2 separate regions of the Mus musculus genome follow, and region 1 is linked to region 2. Evidence: chromatin loops called from intact Hi-C (ENCODE). Cell type or tissue: left cerebral cortex. All regions are shown on one strand. Links, peaks and the distances in the headings refer to the core of each region. The heading gives the core; the rest is flanking DNA. Region 1 holds the start of Zfp697 (zinc finger protein 697). Region 2 overlaps Zfp697 (zinc finger protein 697).

Evidence for each region. Peaks named below come from ENCODE experiments on the same cell type or tissue, not always from the same donor. Only the 100,000 strongest peaks of a DNase experiment are listed, where the experiment ranks them.
Region 1: it touches region 2 in a loop (4-fold over the local background); 14 of 42 quality-filtered maps call a loop at or near these places.

The regions. Positions count from the first base shown.
Region 1 is chr3:98,379,348-98,384,725 of GRCm38, forward strand. Zfp697 (zinc finger protein 697) reads left to right here and starts at 3,134. Exons shown (of 3, transcript NM_172863.4): 1 at 3,134-3,231. Gm52610 (a long non-coding RNA gene) reads right to left here and starts at 1,147. Exons shown (of 3, transcript XR_003954528.1): 1 at 765-1,147; 2 at 1-458. In left cerebral cortex, for the core only: CTCF peaks have their summits at 2,478, 3,005 and 3,535; DNase peaks (open chromatin) are centred at 2,619, 3,131, 4,233 and 5,086; H3K4me3 peaks cover 2,658 bases; H3K27ac peaks cover 1,696 bases.
Region 2 is chr3:98,429,721-98,435,098 of GRCm38, forward strand. Zfp697 (zinc finger protein 697) reads left to right here. Exons shown (of 3, transcript NM_172863.4): 3 at 1-2,229. Among named protein-coding and RNA genes, the nearest start is that of Gm4450, 25 kb to the right of the region's middle. In left cerebral cortex, for the core only: no CTCF peak of the experiment used is centred there; no DNase peak of the experiment used is centred there.

The DNA.
Region 1 (5,378 bases), core at 114-5,113, 51 kb before region 2:
AGCACCAGGGCAGCTTGAGCTCCTCCTTCCCCTCATTCATCATTGTCTTCTGGGGATGTGAAGGGCAGGGGAGGGAGCATGAGCGGGGAGAAAGGAATGCCGATTCTGTCTGGTCTCAGACTGTGCGTCTCAGTGGGAATGTGCACTTTGATCATCTCACGGTCAACATCACCAGTCAGGCTACGTTTCAGGAATTTGTTAGTTCAACAAGTATTTGTTGGATGCTAATCCCTCATCCTTTCTCTCTCCCTCTGGCTTTAGCATCTGCCTTTTTTTCCTAGCCCAAATCCCAACATCCCCAACGCATCTCGAAAGTCAAACAAAGAAAACTCCGTGAACCACACCTTTCCCATTGAGGTCACTGTCCTTCAGAGCCAAAGTCCACACCTTAACTGTGCCTCCCATTGCGTGTTTTCTTCTCATTCCTATTCCCAACCCTCAGAGCATTGGTTTTCCACCTGTGGTTCAAGTGACAAAAGGTTGAAAAGGACTAAGGACCGAAACTTCATGGATCAAATGATCCTTTCACAGGAGTCCCTTAAGGCCATTGGAAAGCACAGATATTTACATTACAGTTCATAACAGTAGCAAAATTACAGTTATGAAGTAGCAATGAAAATAATTAAGGTTGCAGGGTGGTCAACACAACATGAGGAACTGTATTGAAGCATCACAGCATCAGGAAGGTTGAGAACCACTGCCTTTGGAGGTTCAAAAGGGCTTATGGAAAGACCAGAAACTTCTGAGAACACAAATTCGCTTACAGTTTCTCACATCGATGGATGAGGATTCTATGTAGTGATGGTGTGAGCTACATCTTGTCAACTGGGATGCAGGTACTCGAGGATAACACACACCTTTAATGATTCAATGAATATCCTGTGGAAGACCTCAGAGATGCTTGTTAGTCTGGAAGCAAAGCTCTACTCTTATGGCTAGCATCTCTCCCTAGCACCTCAAACACACTGTCCACGTACAGAGGCCATTATAGGTTTCATAGGACTTTGTTACAACAATGAGGTCACTGTTGAAAGCTATAAAGACAAGAATATGTTTAAAAAAAAAAACCACCTTGCCAAAGTAATGAGCTAACTACATTGGAAACAAACAAACAAAAGGCAAAAGGGCAGGTTTGATATGGGGTGGAGGTAATGGGCTAAATTTCCATATCGTCAACAAAAGTAAGAAATGTAGAAAAAAAGTTGTGTTAGAGGAAGGAGAGAAAATAGCTTCATGGAGGCAGAGTAGACAATTTTGAGTGCCGCAGGCAGGCCCAGCGCCTTCTCACACTGAGCATGATGAGGCTATGTGATTTGACAAACATCCATGAGTTCCATCTAGGGGAAATGGGGAGCTTTTCACCTGAATGTTCCAAGGCTACAAACATGAAGCTAAAATACTTTGTGCAACTAATTCAGATGGATAGCCAACAGATCAACAAGGACGTCTGCGAAGTAAACAGTACTATCCACTTGCTCCTCATCAGTTCTGCACCTTGAATTAAACCAGCCATTTATCCCATGGCGAAAGGACTCTAGAAGAACGATGATAGCATTCTTAGATACTCTGTTCTTAAACACAGACTAAGGCCCTCTCTTAAAGGTCCCTACTTCTTCTGAGTTGAAATGGGAGTTGACAAATGGAAACTCAAATTGTGACTTTCTGATTGTGTATGCATGCAGGTATTACCTGTGGCCAGAGTCTTGCTAGATAACCCATATTAACTTTGAACTCCATACCCTCCTGCCCCAGCCTTCTGGGCGGTGTCACTACACGGGGCTATTGCCAGATTATTTTTCAAGTATTCTAGAAAATCTTAGGACCCATCCTTTCCTTGATTGACTTACTATACCCTTCCTGCCATCCTTTGGTAAAATGACTCAGCTCAGCTTTTAGTCATTTAGTTTTTGTGTGTTTGCTTTTTGCTTTCAAGACAAAATTTTCCTGTTTAGCCCTGGCTGTCCTAGACCTCCCTCTGCAGACCAGGCTGGCCTATAACTCACAGAGATCTATCTGCTTCTGCCTCCTGGGTGCTGGGATTAAAGGTGTGCTCCACCATCCGGCTTGTCATTTAGGCTCTCACATATGTAATTCATGAAGTTTATTTTTTATCTCTCAATTACTTCTCTTAAAAAGAAGCCTGGGCAGAGGCCAACAGTGGAGAAAAGGGATGTCACCAGGCCAGGATCTAGGAATGATCAGCTCTGCATGGTTTTTAGGGCAAAAGTGCTAAGATCTTTAAGGAGCCTGGATACCAGAAGAGCAGCCAAATGTTTTTCTTAAACAGGCCACAGCCAGAGTCCTGACTGCATAGAGTTGTGGTTCTCAACCTTCCTAATGCTGCGACCCTTCATGTTGTGGTGACTCCTAACCATTATTTTCATTGCTACTTTATAATTTTGTTACTGTTTATCAACTGTAATGTTGATAAATATCTGTGTTTTCTGATGGTCTTAGGCCACTTCTGCGAGAAGACCATTTGATCCACAAGGGGTCGTGACAGACAGGTTGAGAAACACTGAGCTAGAGAACCTGGGAGGTGAAAAAGTTGGTAGATGGACAGAGCACTGGCCACGCATGCAGGGGGCTTTAAGGTAGATTAGCGCACAACAGAAACAAAGCAAAACAACAAACTCGGGTTGGTATACACCTGAAGAGTAGGAAGAAGAATCGCGGTGAGTTGTCTAGGTGAGTCCCAGGCTAGGCTGAGTGTCAGAGTATGCTCGCCTCCCCCAGCCTCACCTTATGGAAGACCATCTATTAGAAGAAGAAGCGGGGGTGGGGTGGGGTGGGGTGGGGTGGGGGAAGCCGACGTAAAGAGAGCATATCACAAAGTTCACTTCTAAAGAAAAGGCCGCTCGCACTGCGCGCCCAGGGCAGCAAGCGTGTGAGGGCAGCATGCGTCTGCAGGATCGCGACTCTACCAAGCGGCGGCGGGTCGGCCATCGGCTCCGAGCTACTACAGCCCGACAGGGTCCTCTCCTCCAGTCCTGGGGTCTGAGTAGAGCCCCCGTTGTTGCTGCGGTGGCAGGAAGTCTCGGTGAACTACAAATCGAGGCATGCTGGGAACATTCCCTGCTCCTCCCAGGAAATGTCCTTTGTCCAGCCCCACAGGAAGCCCCAGCGAGGAGGTAGTGGGCAGCCAGCCCGAGTGCCAGCCCGCGGTTGCATAGCCTCAGCACCGGGCGCCAGGCTTGGGCAGTGCGCTCAGAGCTGCCCGGCGCATCACAGGTAGGAGCGCTGCTGCGGCTGGGCGCGCCGGCTTCGCGGATAGGGAGCTGGGAACCTGAGCTGATCATCTAGGGGCTGGGATGTGTGCTGTGGCTGAGCTGCCGCGCGAAGCTGTCCTTCGCACACTGGACTGTGGTCCGCCACCCCGTGGGCTCAGGAACCAAGGACAGAAGGGGACCCTTCGTGTCCTATAGCTGGGTTGAGCTCCCTTTGGTCTCTGTGGCGAGGGGAGGGGAGGAGGAGGCTGAGACTGCGCTGCCAGAGCAAGTCGGACCGTCCCACAGACCACCGAAGGGGGCATCAGAGACCCTGGGAGACCAAGCCCAGGGAGGAGCTTGCAAGACAAGCAGAAGGTGAAAGGCTTTGTGTGCATCGGTGCATCAGCTTAGATCGTGCTCCCTTTGCCTACTAAGTCAGTGCCCCCAGCCCCACTGTGAGGAAGGGGATGAAGGCGGGGACTTTGCGAAGGTCAGCAGGTTCATTTTGGCCCTTGTGAAACGTGTCTGTTACCTGCTCCTCCCATCTGTCTGACCGATTCGGATTGCCACCTGGGGGCTGCGATCGGACTGGGAGAAAGGTACAATGAGGACCTGCGAAAGGAAGGCTGAGCTAGCCAGCCGCGCGTGGCTCAGGAGGGGTCGTTGTCTGGTTTTGCTAGAATCCCCAACCACAAATATCCACGTTGGCTGATCATGGGCAGGTGGTGGACAGAGCTGGAGCCTGCGGCCAGAGAGCTTATTGAGGCTCAGGTGGCCTGGGGTGAGGCATATGTTAGCATGAGGGATGGTGAAGAGGAACAGTGAGACAGAGACCCTGGATGTACCTTACAGCCAGAGCACACAATAGCAGGTCTCTAGAACGGGACTTTAAGACTTCCTCTGGGACTTCCTCTGATTTAACCTTTATTTTCTTAACCACGCCCCCATCCCCCCCCCGCAGTGAATCAGCCACCCCCCACATGAGTATGAGGCATAATTTAATTTAGTGCTGTAATCCTGCCTGTTGAGTCAGGCTCCGTTGGCTGTCAGCATTCCCATATAGTGGGTCTCTTCCCAAGAGACCGTTGTGGTAAATGTGGCAATAGCTAGCGAGTTGGTGGTCTTTGTGAGCTGCTATGGACAAATGGGCAAGTTTAAACACAACCGGAGTGTGACTCCCATAAGGGAATTAATTCACCTGCCTCTGATGCCTTTCTGATCTTCTATGTGTATACAAGTGTGCATCCCTTCTCTTAAGGAAACATATGGTGATTACTTAATGTATAATGTACTTTAAAACCAAAGGAATTCCTCTTGAGTAGTAGGCGGATTATTTCAGGTGCACGGGGGGGAAAAGGATGCTTTGGACCCTGGATTAATGGCTTGTAGGGGGTGGAAGGCTTTTCACTGGCACTGTTAGATAAGACATGTGAACTAAGTTGGAATGAACTAACTGGAATTGTACAGGCAGCCAATGTTAGATAAAATGAAGAAAGAGTGTCTGCATCGGAAAAAGTTCCCGGTTGTACACACTGGCTGTGCTTGGAGGAGGTAGGATCTTTAGGGGAGAAATTGACAGTCCAAGAGACAATGACCTGAGATTGAACCAAGACCATACAGTGAAAGTCAAGCTGCCTTCCAGGTCACTCAGGAGAAAAAAAAAAAAACATGATGGCATTCAAAACCTACTGGAATTAAGGAGTGAGTGACAAGAAGTCAGAAAACTCAAAGGGCGCAGCTAAATTGAAGGGACCGGGTGACCTCACTGGAGGCTGTATGTCTGAGGCTGATAGATTTGCATAGCATTTCCCTCTCCTCCTGCCAAGAGCTCTTTGGATTTCTCCAGAATCTACTTACTCGACTGCCTAATTTTTAGTGTCCTGGGAAAGGAAGGAGAACTTGTGGAAGTTGGTTTCAAGGAGGACACAGTAAGACAAGCAAAGGGCTTGTCTGCTTCCCAAGGGACAGAAAGCCACAGCATCGTGCAGGAGTCCCGGTCGCAGCCCTGTGTGGGTGCCCCGAGTGCCATTTGAAACATTCTCTCTAAGCTACTGCTTTTCCTTTCTTCTCTACGTCTTGGTGGGTTTCTGGGTATACCACATGCTATTTAGGGTTAATGTAATTGGCAAAGGTTAATAACTTAGTTTGGCATTGAGAGTTCTGCACATA
Region 2 (5,378 bases), core at 264-5,263:
GAATGTTTTCCAGTTATACGAGATGCCAAAATAGCACTTTTGTATTTAACAGAGTGCTTTATGCTTTTTAATGACTGTTAGTGTTTCTCACATGCCTGTGAGATACATCAGCATTGCAAACTGTGACTGGGGAAAGTCTGGGGGAGGAGTGTGGTAAGCCTTTCAGAGAAAGGCCCAGGGCAATGAATGGTGGAGCCTGCCCTTTTGTGTTCCAAGCTCGGTTGCGAGGATGACTTACGTGCTCTGATTTATATCATAAAGCAAGAAGACTGAGCATTCTTACACTTGATGGAAAAATTAAAGCCTAGAAGGACCAAAGATGTCCTTATTGACAAAGCTGGCCTTTGTCACCTGATTCCAGTATTCTCACTGTCTTCTATTTCTAGTAGGGAGCTGGAGTCAAATAACTTGTATAGATTTTGGTTACCTACCCTTAAGTTCCCTCCCGTAGATTAGCCTTTAGAAGTCAGTGTGGTGGCCGGCAGTGAAGTTTTCTTCACTAACATTTATTACCCTAGATTATTCATGGGAATCTGGAACTGTTGGACACAGTTGAAAGTGTGGTGGGGAAACCATACAATTGTTTTTACAGTTTTAGCCAAGTTTCTGTGAATGCTAGAGATTTATACTTGATTATTTGTATTTTCATAATGAGCTTCTTTGGGGACTCTAAAGAAGCATTTTTGTTTTTTTTATTTTTTATTTTTTTATTTTTCATTCTAGGGACACTAAAAAAGAAATCTGGGGAACATCCGGGCTTTTGTATATTACCTGCTGATCTTGTACACTTAATCTGTTTACTGTTGTTCACAGATGAAAACAGATACGCTAGGGCTAGTTTTGAAAAACACTAATTCTCTTCAGTCTTCTTTAGTGAAGACTTACACTTGCAAAGTCTGTGCCGCCTATTCTGACTCATGCTGTCTAGGTGCCCAGTGTATGAGAGCCACTTAAAACAACGCAGCCAATTTGTAAGCAGTCTTCATTCTCCCTCTCTCCCTCCCCTCCCCCTCTCTGTTTTTCTCTCTCCAAGGATTCTTTCCATAGCCCTGGCTGTCCTGAAACTCATCCTGTAGAGCAGGCTGGCCTTGAACTCACAGAGCTCCACCTGCCCCTGCCTCTGATCCAGAGTGCTGGGGTTACAGGTGACCCCAACCATAACCAGTTCATTTTTTTCCTTTTTTTTTTTTGAAATGCACATCTACCTCTTCCCTGTTTTAAGTTCTCTCAAGAGTTTGCCAATGAAATGTAATCCAACTTTTGATTCTTCATATATATTTTTAACCACTTTATGGGCTTTTTGTTTTGCTTTGGCCCTTTGCTGCCATTATTACACACAGGAGAGCCATTATCAAATGTTTTACAGAACAGCAGCGTTAGAGAGTGGGTTTGGTGGGTTGTGGATAACCAAGATGGCGTGAAGTAATGGCAGTAGAAACCCATGGACTTCTCTTGTTCTTTCTATCGCTGTGGATAAGAGAATCAGCTACTGTGTTATTCCTTATCTGAGCCAAACCCCTTAGCAGAAGAAACTGTCCAGCCACACCGAGTGCTCGAATGGTGTATTTACAATGTGATTCTAGTCTCTTCTTCAGGGAACATGCCTGCATTACATGAAATTCCATGCGCCCAGCTGGTTATTTCTTGTCTTCCATCTTAGAAGAATTGTGTTTCTTCAGGATACTCTTGTACCTGTGGTTCATGCTTGAAATGTTAAAGATTCCTTAATCCAACTTATACCGGGTTGGAGGCACTTGTACTATTTATTTCCTGGGAAATTTTGGTCAAAAGCCAGCTTCTTTTGCTGTCTTTAATAAGAAAAACTTGAAGTTTAGGAGCTTAAAAGACTTAGCCTGAGGCAGAAGGAGGTGAGCACTTAATCCTTTGAGCCATGCGGTCTCTTTTACAGTCTAGAAACTGTACATATATGTGAAAAGGAAAAAAAACCCTATATATATATATTATATATAAAACAATGTTCATAGACAATCTGAACTATGTTTCTGATGTGTGCACACTTTCCATTTTAGTGCTATTTTACATCTGTTCGTTAAAGTATTAAGTAATTTAATGACCCCAAGAGTACCAGATTCTGTGAGTGTGGTTGTATACGTAAGAACTGCCCTGTTTGGAGGTTATTTTATTTAATGGTGGTTCCTTGGACAGCATCCTGGCATCCAGCAACCAATATGAGCTATTTGTCATTAAATCCCTACCAGTCTTTTATCATATCCTCCTTCTTTATTATGTGTCATACACTTGACTCTCTGTAAGTGAAATTTTACTGGAATGCAGTTTCACCTACACTGTCCACACAAACTGACTGCGGAGACGTTCATGCACAGTTGAATAATTGTGACAGAAATCACAAGGACCATAATCCTAAAATATTTCCTATCACACTTTTAAAAGTACAATCTAGAGGGGGTGCAGTTGGCATGGTACAAGAGGCTGCTAAGGGATGAATGCCAGTGTGAGACTAGCCTGGTCTAAGTAGTAAGACACTGATTCAAAACCACTGATTCGCTTAATCAGTATATGTATGTATGCACACATGTATGTCCTAGCTTAATTAGTACATGTATGTATGCACACATGTATGTCCTAGCTTAATCAGTATATGTATGTATGCACACATGTATGTCCTAGCTTAATCAGTACATGTATGTGTGCACACATGTATGTCCTAGCTTAATCAGTATATGTATGTATGCACACATGTATGTCCTAGCTTGCTTTCTGTGTTTGTGATAAACACCATGCCCAGGCCAAACACAACGTGGGGAGGAGAGGTTTAATCAGTATATGTATGTATGCACACATGTATGTCCTAGCTTAATCAGTACATGTATGTGTGCACACATGTATGTCCTAGCTTAATCAGTATATGTATGTATGCACACATGTATGTCCTAGCTTAATCAGTATATGTATGTATGCACACATGTATGTCCTAGCTTAATCAGTATATGTATGTATGCACACATGTATGTCCTAGCTTAATCAGTACATGTATGTATGCACACATGTATGTCCTAGCTTAATCAGTACATGTATGTATGCACACATGTATGTCCTAGCTTAATGTATGTCCTAGCTTAATCAGTACATGTATGTATGCACACATGTATGTCCTAGCTTAATCAGTACATGTTTGTATGCACACATGTATGTCCTAGCTCGCTTTCTGTGTTTGAGATAAACACCATGCCCAGGCCAAGCACAACGTGGGGAGGAGAGGTTTACATGACTTCCTTGCTTTAATCACAGCTCAGCATGAAAGGAAATCAGGGTAAAAACCTAGAGGTGGGAACTGAAGCAGAGGCTGGCCATGGAGCAATGTTGCTTACTGGCTTGCTCCCTGGGGCTTGCTCTGAGTGTCTTTATGACTCAGGACCACCTGCCCTAGGATGGTACCAACCATAGTGAGCTGGTCTCTGACCCATCAATCATTAATGAAAAAACTGCCTTATAGACTTGCCCACTGGCCAGTCTTTTACAGGCATTTTCTCAGAAGTTCCCTCTTCCCTGGTGACTCTACCTTGCGTCAAATAGAAACAAAACAAAACAAACAAACAAGCAAAAAACCAAAATACCTAACCAGCACAATTGATTTCTTGTCCTTGATACACAAATGCATTTAAAACATTTAAAACAGCATTTTTCTTTTTGTCTCCAAGAGTGTGTTAATGTCACAATATAAAACAGAATAATTTTAAAGACTTTAAGAAATTCAAACATTTTGAAAATGTCCAGCTCCTTAAAATCTCCAAAGCCACTCAACTATGGGCTTTTGAAACAACAATAACAACAACAAGAAGGTACACTCTTTTTCCAAGCTGGAAGGCCCAGGGCATGTTTTCAAGTAGGTCAAGGCAAACTCACAATCCACAAGCTCACTCAAGATGTGGTCTCCCTAGGGCTTAAGCTTATGCATACTTGCATCTCCTGCATTAGGACACTAGATAGATCCCAGATCAAAGACTGGTTCATAGTGGAGGTTTAAATAGTTTGCACATTCTTATTAGTGACTGCACAACATTGAGTCTAATGTGCCTTTGAACTACTGGCAATGTTTTCTCCTTCAGTGCTGGTCTCCATCAGTGTGGGAATGATGGTGGGTTTGAAGAAAGGTTCAAGAAAATATAGTTACTGAGAAGGGAAGAGTATAATACGCATAACAAAGTTTCTTGTGCCTTAGTTCACAATACTGTGTCTAAGTGGTGGCTGAGAACACCCAAGGGAACTCACCAGCTAGACTAAACTTTTGCTGAAAAGTCCTAGCTGCTGTGGTCCTAGCCACATAAAATCACCAACTCAGTTCCCAGGAAAGAGATCTTCAAGGCAGAAATGGAATTATGAGAATTTATCACCTTATCCTTTGACATTCACAGTCACCTTGTTCAGATAACCCAGAGGCTTTCCCTGCTCAGCAAGGCCATGGGAAGCCAAAGGGGAAACAGAGCTGCCTTTGTCACCAAGCCTGAGCCAGCATGGACCATTAACCAGAGCAGCTGCTGCTCCCCTTCAGAGGCACTGACTTCTACCTTCCCTCCCTCCTGCCTTCTCCCTCCCTCCTGCACCTCCCTTCTGCCTGTCCCCTCCCTCCTGCTTCCTCCCTTCCTCCTGCCTGTCCCCTCCCTCCTGCCTGTCCCCTCCCTCCTGCCCCCTCCCTCCTGCTTGTCCCCTCCCTCCCTCCTGCCAATCCCTCCTGACCCTGCCCCTCCCTCCTGCTCCTCCATTCCTCCTGTCCCCTCCCTCCCCCGCCCCTCCCTCTTACCCCCTTCCTCCCTCCTGCCCTCTCCCTTCTGTCCCCTCCCTCTCTCCTGGCCCCTCCTTCCCTCCTGTACTTCCCTCCTGCCCCCCTCCTTCCTATTGCCCCTCCCTTCCTCCTGCCCCTCCCTCCTGCATCCTCCCTCCCTCCCTCCTTTACAGGTAACTGTATGAGTACTTCTTCCCACTAGACCTCCAGTGCAGTCTCCTTACTCATATTCTCACAATGATGACTTCTTCAGATGCACTGAAATGTTGAAGTCACTTTTGTTGAAGTCATATTTTCCTTTGTCAACCAAAACTGTCTGTTTTCCTCTCCTTCCTTCATTTGCCTCTTCCAGTGGCTTTTTGTTCTATCTTATTGCCTCTGTCCATTTTCTAAAATTGTTTTCCTTCCTCCCCCACCTTACCCTGCTCCTTCCCTTCCCCTCTCTCCTTCACTCTCTCCTTCCCTCTTCTCCCTTCTCTTCCTTCTTGTATGCCATCTTTGTCAAGCATTGGTGTCATGCATATGATTTGGGGCACACACACACACACACACACACACACACACACACACACACGCACACACACACACCTTGCATGTATGCTGGCTTTACCCACAG